Linked DNA regions of Mus musculus: regions 1 and 2 are each linked to region 3. A link is a loop called in an ENCODE intact Hi-C map of the cell type or tissue named here. Cell type or tissue: heart. All regions are shown on one strand. Links, peaks and the distances in the headings refer to the core of each region. The heading gives the core; the rest is flanking DNA. Region 1 overlaps Atf1 (activating transcription factor 1). Region 2 overlaps Methig1 (methyltransferase hypoxia inducible domain containing 1). Region 3 has its middle 13 kb from the start of Mettl7a1.

Region 1 (5,942 bases), core at 670-5,669, 54 kb before region 3:
TGTGTGCAGTTGAAGATCATTCTCTTGCGCTTTAACAGAATGAAGTGTTTACAAAGGCCCTCAAATGTTTTAAATAACCTGAATATGCACACCAAAGCTTTCCTGAGGGGTTTTATAATCATCTTACCGTAAGGTTTGTCAGGTTCTAAAACAGTTACTGAGGCAATCTTACATTGAGACTATTGTGTAATGTAGCCCATGGTACCTTTATAAAAGAAGTGACTGCCGATATATTTTTATAGTGAATCTTTATAAATTCTAATGTTGAGTTTTTAATGATTATTTTAAATGTTTATATAGTTTGTTTAGCAAAAAAAATTTTGTATCTCAAAGTATCATTTTTATATTATGAGAAGAGTAAAATTTTCAAATTGGCTGATAATTGAATTGTATGTTTTATATAAAGTTTTATCTAAAGTTTCAGCTGTGGTCAGTACACCAGCATTTAACCTCTGTATTCTAATCTGTGTTCACTTGGAAACTGCAGAACTGTTGTGTACCTACAGAGTATGTTTCATATTGTCTGTGAAATTAAAAAACATTTGATAAGATTAAGTTTTCGGAATGCAAAACATGTTTGATATAACAACTGCCAAGCCCACCAGCAGCCACTGTGTGAGATACTCACTGAGGAATTTTTAGCCTTAAAGTGCAGCCAGATTCTAAGCCTGGGGTCTGAGTGTGCTTTTCAGTAGGGTGCACTTGTGCTCTGATTCAGGAAGAACCAGTTAGAGTGAACAGGGAAGTTGCTGTTCTGTGGAGCCCTGGGACCTCACACCAGTGGTCAGTCACCTCGTCAGTCTGCAGTGGACCCCAAGGAGGGTTCATCAGTTGGAGCACAAAGGCTATTCCTTACTTTCATTTAATTGGTTGCCCATCAGCCTACGTGATCAGGGTGTTCCACATTCCCCTGTCCTTTGTAAGCCAGTGTAGCCACATGTAAGGCTTCTCAGGTCAGTTCCATTTTGTTCTTTCTGTGTTGAACCTCACACTTGGCCAGACCAGCACTCTACAGTGAAGCAGCTTCCCAGGCCAGTAAATGATTTTGTGATGATTTTTAAGCAAAGAGGAAGAATAGGTAGGCATTCCTTGCTCACGGAATGGTAGATAGATGCATTCTGACTTAGAATTGTCAGTGAGTTGCGGTGATGGTGGTTCACATTCCCAGGAAGTGCCACAAAGAAGCGGGGTATGGTGACGCACGCCTTTATTTAATCCCAGCACTTGGGAGGCAGAGGCAGGTGAATTTCTGAGTTCGAGGCCAGCCTGGTCTACAGAGTGAGTTCCAGGATAGCCAGGGCTACACAGAGAAACCCTGTCTTGAAAAACAAACAAACAAACAAAAAAAAAAGTGCCACAAAGTTAGCACCAGAGAGTAATGCCTGAGGGCTAAGGAGGCAGTCAGGACGCAGAGCAGATCTAAACAAGTAATACGCTATAAAGTAAGACTTGGTCTCACTCTAACGCACATGCAAGGCACTCTGTCCACCAGGCTAAAGAGTCCAGGGCATAAAAGCTGGGATTGAAGCAGTGGTTAACCCACTGTAGCGTGTGGTGCACACCTGGGATCTCAGTTGAGACCAAGAGCCTGAAACAGGAGGACCAAGAATTTAAGACCAGGCTGGGTGTGGCGACACACACTTTTTAATTGTATGTGCATTGGTGTTTCGCCTGTGCATCTGTCTGTCTGAGGATGTCAGAATCCTCTGGGACCAGAGTTACAGACAAGTTGTGAGCTGCCGTGTGGGTGCTGGAAGTTGATCTGGGTCCTCTGGAAGAGCAGCCAGTGCTCGTAACAGCTGAGCCATCTCTCTAGCAAGATGACTTACACCTTTAATGTCAGCACCCAGGAGGAAGAGCAAGGTAGATCTCTGAGTTCAAGGCCAGGCTGGTCTACAAAGCACATTCTAGGATAGCCAGGGCTACATAGAGAAGAAACCCTATCTGAAAAAGAGTTTGAGCCTGTTACTTGAGGCCACACATCTCAAATGAGTTTAACCATTCAGTAAACCATTAACCCCATGAATTGCATCTCCAGAGCTGAAGGAAAAGGCTGACTCCCAAAAGTTGTCCTCTGACCACAGCCATCTGGCATGCACCTGCATTCACACACATCCACAGACAGTATTAAATTTATTTTAAAAAACAGAGCAATCCTACCTTCACCCTGGTACATACCTTTAGTAAACTCCAGTGAGGCACTTCTTTTATAGCTCCATCAAGAAAATTCTTCATGGGGCTGGAGAGATGGCTCAGTGGTTAAGAACACTGACTGCTCTTCCAGAGGTCCTGAGTTCAGTTCCCAGCAGCCACATGGTGGCTCACAGCCATCTGTAGTGAGATCCAATGCCCTCTTACTTCTGTAAGTATAGCTACAGTGTACTCACATATAATAAAATCTTTTTTAAAAATTAAAAGGATTCCTCATGTTTGATAAAGGTGTGAATACAAATTCATGTAGATACAGAAAAACATGATACTCTCCCTGAAGCTACACAGTAAATAACAAAAGTGATGTTAAATTCTAGGTTGGGTCAAACCCAAAATGGGTGTTCTTGGTCATTCCAAATGTGTCTTCTCACCAATGGTTTGGAGCTAGAAAGGCTTTTGAGAAAAAAAAAAAAAGCAGAAAGGTTCTGGTCCTTGTCTGAAAATAGTTTAAAAACCTAGTAGGTAAGATTTTTAAAGGTTCTATTTAAGTGTGTCCACTAGGTGGCAACTCTCCTTTAAAATCACACTCTACAAACCTAAACACTAGTATGTAGAAGATAATACAGACCATGGGGTGGCTCAGCCGGTAAAGGCACTTGTGCCAGGCCTGACATCGCAAGTATGGTCACACAGTGGAAGGATGAAATGAACTCCCAGAAGTTCTCTGACTCTTACATGTGCATCGTGTCATGCATGTATGCACAAGAACATATGAAAATGTCATAAAGCAGGAAAAGTGTGTACTACCCAGGACAGGTGACACGAAGAGGAGAATGCATACAGGAGGCCCCACAGACCCTTTCTTAGGATTTCTTCCCCACAGGGAGGCAGCTACTTGAGTTTAGTGTGCCTATGCAATGTGTGTATGTTCACTACATATATTCATAGAGATGGTGTAATTCCAGTCCTGGGGCTAAGGCATGAGTCCCAGGCCAGCCTGGGCTCAACAGCAAGTTCATGTTTGAAAAACACACTTGTAGTCTCCCCTTCCCCAGCCTGAAACCTGCTTGAAAGACAAAAATCTTAGAGAGTGAAGAGTAACATCACAAAGCTGCTTTTGGGGAAGCTCAGGTACTTTATTCAGTTGCAAATTGTAAAGCTAAGGCTAGTCTCTGGCCTCCTGTCGGGGAACTGGCTCAGAGAGTAGCAGGAAAACAGCTTTCCTGGGAGCTTTAGTTTCCAGCTGAATAGTAAGCAAAAGAGGAATTTTAGTCCTCAAGGTGATACTTATAAGAAGAGTCAGAATCTGTGTTCATCTGACGAATTAATCTCTCTGGCAGCCACCGCGCTCTATCTTTATCTCGTGAAAAAACACAAACCGAGCCCCTTCCCCAGATTAGAACCGGATCTGGACCCTTCTATTCGCTAGTCAGTGGGTCCTTTCATTTTACCAATGCATAACAATTAGAAGTAACTAGATGCCAGTGGCGATCCACTGCAGACTGACCTTTAATATTGGTTGCAAAATATTTAGAACAAATAAGGTAAAGGCAAGATGAGCCTTTGGTGACCTTGGGGGATGTGCTCTGAATTAACTTTGCTAGGTAATTTAGAATATAGGAGTCTCTAACATTGGACTGAATATTAGACCAGTCTAAGATTGAGTTAGAATGACTGGTCACACTGAAGAAAAGAGAAAATCATTATGACTCTATTAAATGACTAATTTTACCAAGTCAGTATGCACAGTCTCTGATGAACTATTGCCATAAAGTTAAAAGGCTAGAAGCTAGTCTAAACTGGAAAAATGACAAGCAAGGATGGATCTAAAACATGAATTTAATTTAGTTTTTTAGTCATTACAATCAGGACACTGAGTCAACTTACCTGCCAGCTCGTCACACGAATTAATATGTTTCTGCAGCGTTCTGTGTAGAAAACCTGTTTTTCCCTTTCCTAATAAGATAGCTGTTTTAGGATCAATCTATAAGCCAAAAAGTAGATCCCTTTAAGATACTATAAAGCATTTATTAAATTCTTTGCCATTTAAATATTAAATTTTGAAAATAAAGGTAAGATTTAAATAGTGTGCATGGGAATGCACTAAATAGTATGTACGGGGATACAATTTTTCTCTAGCAGAGCACAAGCTGACCTGTGAGCCATGGCTTCTGCTGAACTTCTCTGACTGTGAAAGGAGTTCCTCAGACAGAGGTAATGCTGATGGCATAGCAAGCAGGCCTGCCTTGAGTTCTCCCTTCGATAGACTTGGGATCTGGAATTGCAAGAGGAAATAAACCCTTTCTCCTGCTATGTTGCTTTTAGTCAGGGCATCTGCCACAGCAACAGAAATGAGATGAGGATTGGCTTAGAGCTCTGGACCCTAAGGACTAAGGGCTTGTGGCTTTTTTTTTTTTTTTAAAGATTAATTATTTACTGTATGTAAGTACATTGTAGCCCTCTTTGGACACTCCAGAAGAGGGCATCAGATCTCATTATGGATGGTTGTGAACCACCATGTGGTTGCTGGGATTTGAACTCAGGACCTTCTGGAAGAGCAGTCAGTGCTCTTACCCACTGAGCCATCTCTTCAGCCCGCAATGTCTTGACCTCTACAATTACATGGGCCAATTCCCATCCTGGCCTCTTTTGCTCCCCTTCTCCTCCCCTGCTTCTTTTTGGCTGGAGATCCCTGACTAATGTTGGTCTTCAGGCCTTACTCTGTGGAAAACAAGAGCTCTCAAGCTGTGCCTTGCTCTGAGTGACTCCATTTTATAAAACAATGTTTGGCAGAATGGCTCCACATCTTGTTTGCACATATAAACAAATTTCATCTATCCAGCGCAAACCATGGCACTGGCTGACAAGCAAGGTGTTGCCACCTACAAACTCAGCAAATTGAGACAGGAACTAACAGATACGTAAGCAGATGAAAACCACAGCAGAAAAGCGAGGGCTGGGAACTCATCAGACACAGGAGACCACAGAGCAGGCAGAGGGAGGCCCTCAGATGGATCCTATAAGAGAAGAGCCATTCTCACTGGACAGGGCCACAGCTACTGACAGTCCTCAAGAATCTGCAAGCTTAGCCATAACTGTCAACTCCTAACTGTCCCTGTGGCTTCAGCTTCTCTCTCTCTCTCCCTCTCTCTGTTACACACACACACACACACACACACACACACACACACACACACACACGAGAGAGAGAGAGAGAGAGAGAGAGAGAGAGAGAGAGAGAGAGAGAGCATTCGTGCATGCACATGCTCTCTTGACACAGCCCTCTCAGATACTTATGTCCTGACTCAGCTCTGTGCTCCCTCCAATAGAACAGATACAAAAATACCTCCTTTTTTTTACTTGGTGCACTCAGAAAATGAATACAGTTCAAAAACACAGAAAAGTGAATGGCATGTTGTGCTGTCCAATAGAAGTCTATGAAGAGAACTGTATTTATATTCAGCTGATGTAAGTCAATAATAGATTCTATTACTTCCCCTCTTAGCACAGGCTGGCCTGCAGTATGTAGCAAGGCCAACTGTCTCAGGGTTTGTACTGTTGAGGTAAAACACTGTCACCAAAAGCAACTGAGGAGAGGCTTTATTTCAGCTTATTTTCAGACTCTCAGGTCACAATCTATCACTGAGGGAAGTCAGGACAGGAACTAATGCAGACAGCATGGAAGGGCGCTGCTTCCTGGCTTGCTCTCTCCATGTCTTGCTCAGCCTGTTTTCTTACAGAATCCAGAACCACCTGCCCAGGATGGGCCACCTACCACACTGGACTGGGCC
Region 2 (5,942 bases), core at 488-5,487, 57 kb after region 3:
TAGCAATTCTTATATCCCCTGTGTCCCCTGGGTATAGATTGGCAAAAGGTGAAGTGACACAGAATTAAGAGTGTGCCAGGTGCACCAGGAACAGGTCCTCAGTATCTTCTTTTGATGTTTTGGTGTCTGACAGAGGTGGGGCCCGGGGATGCTGAACACTGGGGTGGGCAGGAGGACGTTGGAGAGGTGGAAGTCTCTGCCTCAGAGTCAGTGGGGGAAGCCTGGGACAATCAACTTGTCTGGCTTCCACAGGGTCCTGTGACAATATACAAAGAAAGCTTCCCCTGGAATGAATCATCCAGTCTTCTTTATTATCCAGACAGGGTTTCTCTGTGTAGCCCGGACTGTCCCGGAACTCACTCTGTTGACCAGACTGGCCTTGAACTTAGAAATCAGCCTACCTTTGTCTCCCCAGTGCTGGGGATTAAAGGACTGTGCCACCTCTGCCCACATAGGAGACCATTTTATCTTATTAAATGTTTAAAGTAAATTTTATTTTCAAAAATTTTTTGTTTTGTTTTTAAATATGTATTATGTGTATATTATATATATACAGTGTAATTGTCTTCAGACACACCAGAAGAGGGCATCAGATCCCATTACAGATGATGAGCCACCATGTGAGTGCTGGGAATTGAACTCAGGACCTTAACTGCTGAGCCATCTCTCCAGCCTGTATTACATATTTGAAAGCCTCCCTAGATCAGGCAGAGTCATAAATAAGATGAGAATAAGTATCCACATGTACGTGAACAGTGGCTAATTTTCCAAACAACAAGACATGTGAGATGCCTATCTGCATAAATCTAAAGGATGCAGGCCCAAGGCAGGGAGGGGTTAACCCCCATGGGGAGCATGAGTGGGGGCAGGGCACTTTACACCATTCCACAGGGTTGTAAGGGCAGCTTCCCAGAGTCCAGCAGTGATTTGATGATGTAATGCATGGCTCTGCTGAGCTGCCTCCATAGGAAAAGCAACAGATTTTGTCAAGGAATCAAATGTATGCTTACCTTCATGCACAGGACCGGGAACCAGGACGTTGTGACTCAGGAAGAAAGGCAATGTCTAGGTTGAGGTGTGACTTGTAACTCTGGAAGTGAGGCTAGAAAACAGTGGGACACAGATGGAGAGATGATCTCTGGCCTTGTGACTCTCACTGTTCTGGGGTCTGGAAGCTGATGGCTTCTGGAAATTTAACTCTCTCTTGCTATTCTGTGGCTAAAAGCTGCTCCTTTCTGGAGATTCATTCCTGCTGACAGCAGCAGGGGATTAAGAAAAGAAGTTAGTTGCTTGGGTCATTTTCTCTTTGACTTTCAGGGCCTTTCACTAATCAGGTGAGAGGCTCAGAGTTCGTTAACTCTTTGTGAGTCAGATTGAAAGGAAGAGAGTCAGGCACACAGAAGTAACACACTTAGCTCCATAAGTTCATTATAAGTTTAAAGCAATAATTTTCATGTCATAAGTTAGCACGGTTTTGTCAAGAGACAAGCCATCTGCCTTGTGTCTCATTACTTCGAAGTCTTGTATAGATAGACTAGCTCATCGTTTATTTTCTGTCCTTGCACCTACAATAAGTTGTCCATTCCCAGCTTCTGACGTTGAGTTACCAGAAAGAGGCCTCGTTCCTAGCCTAGAAGGAATGATTTCCTTGATTGTAAATGTGTTCCAAGCCTGCTTTCTTTTTCGAGTGCAATCAGCTCAGGACACATGAAGGTTTACAGAGCTCTATCTGCAGCTTTTATTCTATAGAGGACTTAAAATTACTTGTACTAATTTAGGAATTATGAAATCATCAGTTCGCCTACACAGCATTACTACATGAAAGTACATCTTCCTATTGATCCTGCAGGAGATCACTCAATAGGGTGGGCTGATGCCCAGAATCATTAGGCCATGCAACAGTGACAGGAAAGGCATCTCAGCATTGAGAAACAATCCTGGGCGGAAGTCTCTGAGGACCCTGCATCTCAGAGCTCACCCATCTCAGCCATGCAAATGGTGGACTATCTCCTGAAAACTTACTTGGTTAATATAGCCTTCCCTAGATGGCTTTTGACATATTGTAATGCAGATGTTCCAAAATCTAAAACACCCACAACCCTCACTTCTGACCCTAGTGTGATGGATGAAGGTCACTGATTCTACATCTTGTCTGTCTTCCTTTACACGCACGGCCTTTCATTTGGCTAAGGGGAATGCTCGCCTCTTGTTAATCTAATTCATGTCTGTTTTAAAATAGTCCATAAGCTTTGTTATGGATTTTTAACAAATGGGTTTCTTTTTAAAATACATAATTTATCTTTACTTTATGTTCCCTGGTGATTTACCTGCCTGTCTGTCTGTGTGAGGGCATCAGATCCCCTGGAACTGGAGGTACAGATAGGTATGGGCTGCCATCTGGGTGCTGAAAATAGAACCTTGGTCCTCCGGAAGAGCAGCTAGTGCTCTTAACTACTGGCCATCTCTCAAGCGCCCTAATTCATCTTTAAATTCACAGGCATGGCAGGCTTTGTGGCTGTGCTGTCCTACGGTCTTTACAAGCTAAATTCCAGAAGAGAGCAGAAGATGTCCCTTCATCTCATCCACGTGCGGGTTGCCGCCCAAGGATGTGTGGTGGGAGCCGTGACTCTAGGTAAGCTGCTGCCTCTTCTTAGGTCTGGCTGTCCTCCGTGGGTGTGTGGCCGTGTGCACGTGTGTGTGTGTGTGTGTGTGTTGTTTTACTTATTCTGTAAATTCTTGGCAGAAGATAAATATTGGATTGAAATGATATGAGATAAGGAGATTCCCTCGGGGGCTGGAGAGATGAGGCAGTTAAGGGCACTGCTTCTCTTGCAAAGGATTCAGCCCAGCACCAATTTGAAAGCTCACAACCATCTAATTCTGAGGGTTCAGGCGCCCTCTTCTGGTTTCTTTGGGTATCAGGCATACCTGCAGTGCAAGTTCACACATTCAGGAACTCATATACAGAAAATAAAAATGGACCTTTAAGAAAGCAAGCTGATATAGTTGAGGCCTCTCAATTTCTTACGATTTTCGCCTGATAAAATACAACAAAATTGCCAGACATAAAAGGGATGGTGGTCACCTTCTCAGGGCAGCTGTTCCCAACCTTCCCAACACTTTGACCCTTTAATACAATCCCTTGTGTTGTGGTGACCCCAAATATAAAATTAATAACTGCAACCTTGCTACTGCTTTGAGTTGCAAATATTTGATATGCAGGAAACATGATATGTGACCCCTGTGAAAGGGCCATTCAAAGGGTTCGAAACCCACAGGTTAAGAACCCCTGCTCTAGAGGAAGGTGCTGGCATGGCTCGGCTCTACACAGCTCCACTAACAGCAGTGGCTGTGCCCCTCAGCCTGTCTCACGAGCAGATGAGGAAGCTCCTTAGAGGCCAGAGACCTAAACAGCCTTTTTACTTTTGATCCAGCAATGAAGCTTTGCCCGGTGGCCGACATGCTTAGCAAGGAAAGATTAGTCTTGATTAGAAAGATTAGTTAGAAAGAAAAGATTAGTGGCTTAGTTAGGGTTTCTACTGCTGTGACGAAACACCATGACTGAAAGGTAAGTTGGGGAGGAAAGGGTTTGCTTGGCTAACACTTCCACACTCTAGCCCATCATTGAAAAAAGTCAGTGCAGGAGCTTAAACAGGGCAGGAACCTGGAGGCAGGAGCTGATGCAGAAGCCACGGAGGGGTATGTACTGGCTTGTTCCTCATGGCTTGCCTAGGGAATGGCACCACCCACAGTGGGCTGGACCCTTCCCCATCAATCACTGATTATGAGAATGCCCCACAGGTTTGCCTACCTGATCTCCTGGGGCATTTTCTCAATTGAGGTTTCCTCTTCTAGATGACTTTAGCTTGTGCCGAGTTGACATGAAACTTTCCAACAGAGACCATCTAGGTTTTGGTGGGCTCCCTGCATAGCCCTGGCTGGACTGGAGTTTAAGGTGATCTTCCTAATGCTGCCTCTCAGATGCTGGGATTACAGTTATGTCACTGTGCCTGGCCTGCACTTTTGAGGTTTGTTTGCTTGAGACAGAAAATCTCTAGGCAGTGTAGGCTGGCCTCAGAAATCACTACTGAAGTCCAGGCCAGACTCGATATAACAGTCCTCCTTAATTCTGAGACTGCAGGCAAGTGCCTGATAAGACAGGACAAGCAGGGACAATTCAGAACAATCAAACAGGAGCTAGAATACACGGGACAGACTAATTCCTACAGTGGTTCTGGTTGGCTGTTTCCCTAGGGGCCTTTATGAAGCTTATTGCATATATTGCTTATATTGCATATTGCTTATATTGCTTATATTGCATATTGCTTATATTGCATATTGCTTATATTGCATATTGCTTATATTGCATAGGTGGTACCGAACCCTTTCAAATCTTCCCCATTCAGGCTTCCTGGTACAGGGATTATGTGTGTGCTCCTTATCTTGCTCAACAGTTTATGCTTAAGTGACCAGATCAGTGTGAACTTTCTAACTTGACAATAGGAACTATCAGTTCAACTACACCAACGCTTCTGCAGGCAAGGCCATCTCAACCAACTAACTATAACTACGTTTCCAACTTAGCCTGGTAGAACTCCAAGGGGACCCTAATCTCACTGCTGGAGAAGCGTACCAAGATGGCTTCTGGGTGCAGTAAGTTTACACAGTACAGCACATTAAAAACGTTTACTCAGCCAGGCAGGGCCACACGCCTTTAATCCTAGCACCTGGGAGGCAGAGGCAGGTCGATCTCTGAGTTTGAGGCCAGCCTGGTCTACAGAGTGAGTTCCAGGACAGCCAGGGCTTCAAAGGCAAACCCCGTCTCAAAAAACCAAAACCAACAAAGAAAAGCAAACTAAACCAAAGGCACATTGGCTTGGCGTCATTATCCAGACCGGGGTCAGTCACAGCCCCGTTCCTGAGGAATTTTCCCATCAGTGAGTGGCTGGCCTTTCAGCAGCAAGGCCCCATTCACACAGAGTCTGTGCATCACAGTTCACTCAGACAGGGGCTCCTTTCTGGCTCTCCTCTCCTGCTAACTTTGTTCCCCGCAGCAATGAGGGCCCCTGCCACAGCTGAGGTGTTTCTCCTGGGAGAGAGCAGCTGGTCACTGGTGTCTGGAGCTTGATAAATTCCAGGGCCAGTTCCTGCTTTAGATTCCTGTCTTTCTGGGCCCCAAATCTCAAGTTACAATTGTTGAAGTTCCCGAAGTTACTATAGTACTATACTTCCAAGCCTGCCTCCTTTGTTACCAAACCATTCCTCCAAAACCACATGGCCAAAGATGTTATCACCCTCAAACCCAGCTTCAAGGACAACCACTTCCTTTTCCAGAGTTGCCCTGGCTACAATAGAGGCAGCACTTCCCAGCTGTGGCCAGCCACAGGCCTGACTTCCAAAGGTTTCTCATCCACCTTCATGGTCATCAAAAGACATCAAAGCAAAGCCCCTGTCCTTACCACTGCCTGGCCCGTCTTCAGGGCCTTAGTGTCTCTGACAAAATTAATTCTCACAGTTGAGCGGACATCTTGTCTTGTGAGCATCTTCTCCTGAGCACACGTAGGTTCAGCCACTCTCCCATCCACCTAGAGTGCCCATGTTCCTGGCTCCTTCCAGCTGCTCTCCAGCCCCAGAAGTGACAACCCAAAGCTTTAGAGCCTTTGCTGTTTGGTTCTCCAAAGGTTCACACTCTGGCTCCCCCTGTGGACTTTCAGGAAATGACAGGCACTTTGTTCCCTCAGGAAAAGCTAACCTGGTATCATATGGGGACATTTTTGTTTACCCTGTTGGGAGTGGGAGGCAACTCAATTATCGACATGGGGATGCTGCCAAACAGCCTGCAGCGTACAAGGCATCTGACATCAGGAGTAATCCAGCCTCAACTGGCAGCAGCCTTCAGACTGGGAGCCTGCCATGGAGGGAGGCAGGCAGCCAGAGGATGA
Region 3 (5,942 bases), core at 563-5,562:
ATACCCCCACTTAGAAGTGCCATGCTAGAGGCTGAACCCAGGGCTGAGAGCATGCTACGCAAGACTACACTATTGAACCAGGCCTCAATCGTAGATTAAGAATGTTGTTCAGGGGCTTTGTTTTGATACAGGGTCTCACTATGGAGCCTAGGCTGGCCCCAAACTCACAGAGATCCACCTGTCTCTGCCTCCTGTGTGCTGATCAATGTCCTGTGCCACTATGGCCCATCCAGAATGAGTTCAAGGATCCTATTTGTGAATGCACAGAGCAAGTGGAAAGGCAGCTCACTGCTCGGCCTCTTGAACATAAAGTCAGTTTTGTTGACGCTCGGATGCCTCTCTCTTCAGCCCTGAAAGATGAGCCTCCTCGTCTCCCAAAAGTCAGACCTTCCTTTTTTCATAAATTTCACCACTAAGTTAATGTTGGTCCGACAACTGAGAGTCCCACACAGGCACAGGTGTACCTCATGAGATGGACTCATCACACTGGAAAGTAATGGCCCAGGGCAGAGGCCTAGCAAATTCTTTTTCTGAATGAAGGGCACACAGCTCAGTAGCCACAGACACTAATTTTATTAATACCTGTTACACTAGCTATCTGTTGAGCTTTCTACCTGGAGCTACAGACATTATTAATTAATACCTGATCATACCAGGTAAATACCACTGCTCTCTCTACTTGGAGTCAGTGACTAATTTTCTCTATACTATTTCCAAACTGTGGGTGAAATTCCCCAGACAGAATCTATATATAAATCTATTCTAAAAATAAATAATCCCAATTTTATAAATTGACAGTTAAATCAATATTGTAAAGATATATTGTTCTAACATGTCTTATAGGATACTCAAATTCTGTCTAATGTGGGCTCCCTGGGAATTTTGCTTTTAAATCTTGTTTTGACTAGCTGCCTGCTTATAAGCAGGTATAGGTTGAGTAGGCAGGGCTTCCAGGTTGGACAGAGGCAGAGAGGACTCAGGAGAGAGTTAGGAACCTTTTTGGACAGGGAAAGCAAGAGGACAAGATGTAGCTACTAATATCTCCCAGCTCATATGGCAAATCTTGGCAGATTCACCACCGGAGGATTTAGATTTAATATGGCTTACAAGATTAGGATTCTAGTTGTTGCACCCAGTGATTGAGTTACCATTGTTTCTGAATTAAGTTTGTGTGGTGTTTTCCTTCATGAGTTTCGACTGGGTGCAAGAGAGAAAGCATGGGTTTGCCAGATGTGCACCACAAAGACTGCGGGGGATTTGAAGCATGGGGCTGATGTGGTAACAACCCACCAGTGGCAATTTAGCGAGCTGGGTGGAGAGGTTTTGGAGCTCTGAGTCAGAGAATCTCCACGAGCTAAGACCTGGCCTGAGAGACAACCGGGGCTGAGAGTAACTTGGTGTAGTGCAGGAACTTGCTGTTCTTTTTAATATTTCCCACAACAACTTATGCTATAGAATACCAGCCTAGAGAAATAAATGCAGGTGTGCCCATGGCTGTGCCTGGGGCTTTAAGTGGATGCTGAAAATTAAAACTCAGCTCCTCACTCTTACACTGAGCCATCTCCAGCCCAGGTCTGCATTTCCTTATGTAGGCTCCTTCCATTTCATGTAAAGCCTGAATTCTGCTTTCTTTTATTAATCTGTCTCATATCAGTTTAATTCTGAGCCTCACCTAGGGCCTTAGGAGGATAAAAGTGGAATTTTCCAATCCCTACAATGTGTTTGTTGACTTTGATCTTGGATAAGACACTTCTAATATCTCTAGATTCTTCATCAGCAAAGGACTCATCTACCTGAAGGGCTCTGATGAGGAGTGGAATGCCAGGGGTGGTGGTGAACTTCTTTAATCCCAGCACTTGGAAGGCAGGTAGATCTCTGTGAGTTTGAAGCCAGCCTAGTCTACATAGTGAGTTTTACTTTCTCAAAAGAAAAACAACAACAACAAACAAAACAATGAAGCAATATGTTTAAAAAATGCTAAGGGTCTTACCATGTAGCCCAGGCTGGCCTGGAACCCTTGATCCTCTTGCTGCAGCCATCTGTGTGTTGGGACCGCAGGACTGCCTTACTGTGCAGAGTGAGTGTGCACATGCATACACACTCATGAGTGTGCATGCGTGTGCACGAATGCACACACACACACCTAGATTTTTTTTCTTGGGGTGCTGTGGTTGAACCTGGGCCTAGTGCATGAAGCAAGCACTTTTTTTTTTCATAGCTGAGGACTGAACCCAGGGCCTTTCACTTGCTAGCCATGTACTCTACCACTGAGCTAAATCCCCAACACCGCCCCCCCCCCTCCGCCCTGCCACCCCTGCCCAACCCTGAGAGGCAAGCGCTCTTGACTGATCTATAGCCCTGGCTTATTTTTTCTTTAACTGATACTTAATATTGAGTACCTACTATGTTTTCTGCTCTTGAATAAGCTATGAAGAAGTCTCTTCAGTCATCACTGAAGAAAATGCATAGATGCCAGAACATGTGATCCTACCTACCTTGGGGAAGAGCAGGGGCTGTTTTGAGCTGAATTCAAAGAATGAATGGTGAGGATTTCAGCTGCATGGAGCAGTTTGGGTGGCAGTTGCATGAAAGGAAGAAATTAATGTTCAAGAACTGAAGGCCAGCCAGACAAGATGGCTCAATGGTAAAGGTGCTTGCTGCCTGATGACCTGGGATCCACACAGTGGAAGGAGAGAGCCAACTCACAAAGTTGTCCTCTGACCTCTCTCTACACATGCATCATAGCAGGTACATGCCCACACAAATAAATGAGCAAGTAAAAGCACTGGGTATATGGCACCACATATAAACCTGGCACTCAGAGGTAGTATGGCCAGCCAGGGTAACATAGTAAAGCCCTGCCTCAAAACAGCCTGAGTGAAGGGCAGGTTCTGTGTTCACAGCCACTTCCACTGGTCTCTTAAGACAAGGGGTGAGAGCCGCACAAGTATTTCGATGGATTACCTCCCACTCCTACCCCTGTAAACATTCTAACGTTTCACATTTATTCCCAGGTTCTCTGATGTTCTGTGTCCTCAGTGTTGATAGAGAAGCAAACATTGCATAATATTTCCGTTTGTGCTCTTGGACCCAGAACAAGCCCTCCCTCTCTTGGTGTTGCTTTGAGAAGTGCAGTACTTAGCTGAAATTAAATTCCTAGTAGTCACTTAAGGGCACTAACTGAGTCTCCACATGCCAATACCAACAAAAGCAAGAGAAGGCTATTCACTTAATCCCAGCATTTAAAACCAACCCAGGCTGCAGTAAAGAATCACAGGAATTCCTTAATGAACTGTTGAGCCAACAGCTCCACCCTGGCCAGAGAACAGGCAGAGGTCCTGGTGACCAAGAGCAAAGGACCAAGACTGGCCCCTGAGCCTGACTCTTCAACCCCGCTTAAAAATAATAACAACAGTGACTAAGCAACATAGTGTGTTTCTTCTAAAGAAAAGTGTTTGAGAAGTTGGAGGCTTATCCTGGAATTTGTGTATAAACTACAAAAGTCACTGGTCAAAATGTATCACTCCTAAAAGTGTAACAAACAACAAAGGCCAGCTCACTAGGCAGCATGGTCCTAAAATGTTAGAACTCAAGAGTCAGAGGGAGAAAAGATGGCTGGTCTGAGATCAGTTCAGGCTACAGTAGGCAGTTTAAAGCTAGGCTGGGATATAGAGCAAGACAACCTAAAAGCATCATTTTAGGAGAGTCTTCTGTCAAGTTGTGCCTTCCCAGTCCTTAAGCCGTTCATGGCCCTGATGTCTGCCTTCTTCGTGGACAGACCCTTTCACCCCACGCCTCTCTCAGCTGATAATACAGGTTTCCACATTCAAGTGCCTGTAGGCTAGGCATGCTGCCACAGGAAGTATTCAGGAAGCACAGGCAGGAGAATGGAAACTTTGAGGCTAGCCTAGGGTACAGATACCTTCTCTGTCACTTTCTTAATGCCACACAGTGACTTTGACAATTTCAGGATTTCTCTATCCCTAACCCAAAGGCAGACTCATCTCTGACTAATGAAAGAAATGATTGTTTGCAAGGATTTCCAAGGCTATCCCAGCTTCCAACTTTCCTAGGCCATCCCAGCTTTCCCACGTAACCTCTCAAGAGCCTCGGCTAACTGATACTGCTCCCCCCCACCCCCCATTTCACTGTGAACAGTCCCCTGGGACTTATCTCTGCTACTCTGTCCCTTTAGCCTTTATTTTTCGGTCAAATTGGAAGCAACCACATATCACAGCAAGGTCAGAAGATGGTGCCAGCCCCCCTGGAACTGAAGTTCCAGGTCGTGAGACTGGACAGGGATGCTGGGGAAACAAACCTGGTTCCTCTGGAAGAACAGCTAACGTTCGTTCATAGCCACTAAGTCATCTCTCCAGTCCCATTCCTTAAATCCTGTCAGCCTGCTGGGTGGTGGTGGCTCACGCCTTTAATCCCAGTACTGGGGAGGCAGAGGCAGGCGAATCTCTGTGAGTTCAAGACCAAGCTGGTCTACAGAGTGAGTTCCAGGACAGCCAGGACTACACAGAGAAGACTAGTCTCAAAAAACAAACAAACAAAAAAAAAACAAAACAAAAAAACAAAAAAACAAAAAAAAAACCAAAAAACAAAAAACAAAAACAGACAACAAAACCAACAAAACAAAATCATGTTAGTCTGTTGGAAGATGGACCTGGGGTCACTGAGCCTCTTTTTCTGTTGTCCAATCTGTCTATGTAGTAAAATCGTTCTCTGCCTTTACCACCATTGTCTTTAACTGGTTCAACTTGGGGCTTGTGAACTCCTGGACCCAGGCCTTTTGCCCTATGTCCTCCAGTAACAACCCAACTAACACAGCATGACAAAAGTTCAGCCAACAGACACCTTGCAGGAGCAGGGGTGGGGGGTGGGGGCAAAGGCAGGTGCAGGACCCCAGCAACACCTGGTGCAGGACAGCAGACCAACCAGCAGCTTCATCATGTCAGCAAACCTCCACAGTAACTTGTATTATTTGCTGGTGGAAACAGGAAAGCTGCCAGGAGTCCCTGCAAACTGTCAAGTGAAATAGAACATGGCGCATCGCTTGCTCTTTGTGGCTGGAGAGAGGAAATGGCAGACACAGAAAGACAGATGACCCGCAATATGCGTGCATCTGCTCCTGAGCCTGAGACTCCTGAATCAGCAGTAGGAACCCGGGCTCCCAGGAAGGCAGTGTGCACCTCTGCAGCCCGCTCCCTGCATCTAACCTGCAGGGAACCCCTCAGAGAGCTTGGGCTTCCGGGAGAGCATGGCTGTAGGGGAGGCCTCTTCTAAAAAGTCTTTATGAAAGGAATTGAGGAAAACAAAACTATCAGGTGACATGGGGCAGGAGTTAGAGAAGCCAAGTGATTATGTAAAGCTTTGCTTGGGAGTTTAAATAAGATGACCTCATTTTAACAATTGCTGTTCAGTGTTGGGCAATAGACTCTTAGGGATTTATGGTTTGTTTTGACAGAGTTTCTCCATGTAGCCCTGGCTGTCCTGAAACTTGCTTTGTAGATCAGGCTGACCTCAAACTCACAGATATCTGCTTGTCTCTGACTCCCAAGTGCTGGGATTAAAGGCATACGTTACCACCTCTTGACAGCTGACGTTCAGTTTTTATTAAGATCTGGAATCTAAGGTTAGCATGAAGAACCAACTCAGTGAGCAAGTGACTGCCCACCCAGACACCAGGCTCTGACCCAGCCAGTCCCTGTTGCTGGACAAACACTCTGAGGGCTCTCTAAGCAGGGAACTAGGTAACTCTCTTGGTAACTAGATAACTCTCCTCTAGGTTACTAGGATTCACCTTACAGATCCCGTTGGCAGATCCTGTTGGTTGATCGCCTGCCAGATCATGTGCCCACCTCCAGGGTCTTCCTATACATCAGTTCCAGGAACAGATTCATTTAATTATTTACTTCTTGGTATTTTTCAAGATAGGC

The links. Peaks named below come from ENCODE experiments on the same cell type or tissue, not always from the same donor. Only the 100,000 strongest peaks of a DNase experiment are listed, where the experiment ranks them.
Region 1: it touches region 3 in a loop (2.3-fold over the local background); 11 of 42 quality-filtered maps call a loop at or near these places.
Region 2: a loop joins it to region 3, with 2.0 times the contacts of the local background. A loop is called at or near these places in 6 of 42 quality-filtered maps.

The regions. Positions count from the first base shown.
Region 1 is chr15:100,260,694-100,266,635 of GRCm38, forward strand. Atf1 (activating transcription factor 1) reads left to right here. Exons shown (of 7, transcript NM_007497.3): 7 at 1-555. Among named protein-coding and RNA genes, the nearest start is that of Tmprss12, 17 kb to the right of the region's middle. In heart, for the core only: a CTCF peak has its summit at 2,712 (motif pointing right); no DNase peak of the experiment used is centred there.
Region 2 is chr15:100,372,382-100,378,323 of GRCm38, forward strand. It overlaps Methig1 (methyltransferase hypoxia inducible domain containing 1), which reads left to right. Exons shown (of 4, transcript NM_001024672.3): 3 at 2,498-2,632. Higd1c (HIG1 domain family, member 1C) reads left to right here. Exons shown (of 4, transcript NM_001002900.1): 3 at 2,498-2,632. Among named protein-coding and RNA genes, the nearest start is that of Higd1c, 11 kb to the left of the region's middle. In heart, for the core only: a CTCF peak has its summit at 2,916 (motif pointing left); no DNase peak of the experiment used is centred there.
Region 3 is chr15:100,315,284-100,321,225 of GRCm38, forward strand. It overlaps a transcript of Mettl7a1 not described here. Among named protein-coding and RNA genes, the nearest start is that of Mettl7a1, 13 kb to the left of the region's middle. In heart, for the core only: no CTCF peak of the experiment used is centred there; DNase peaks (open chromatin) are centred at 3,208 and 5,095.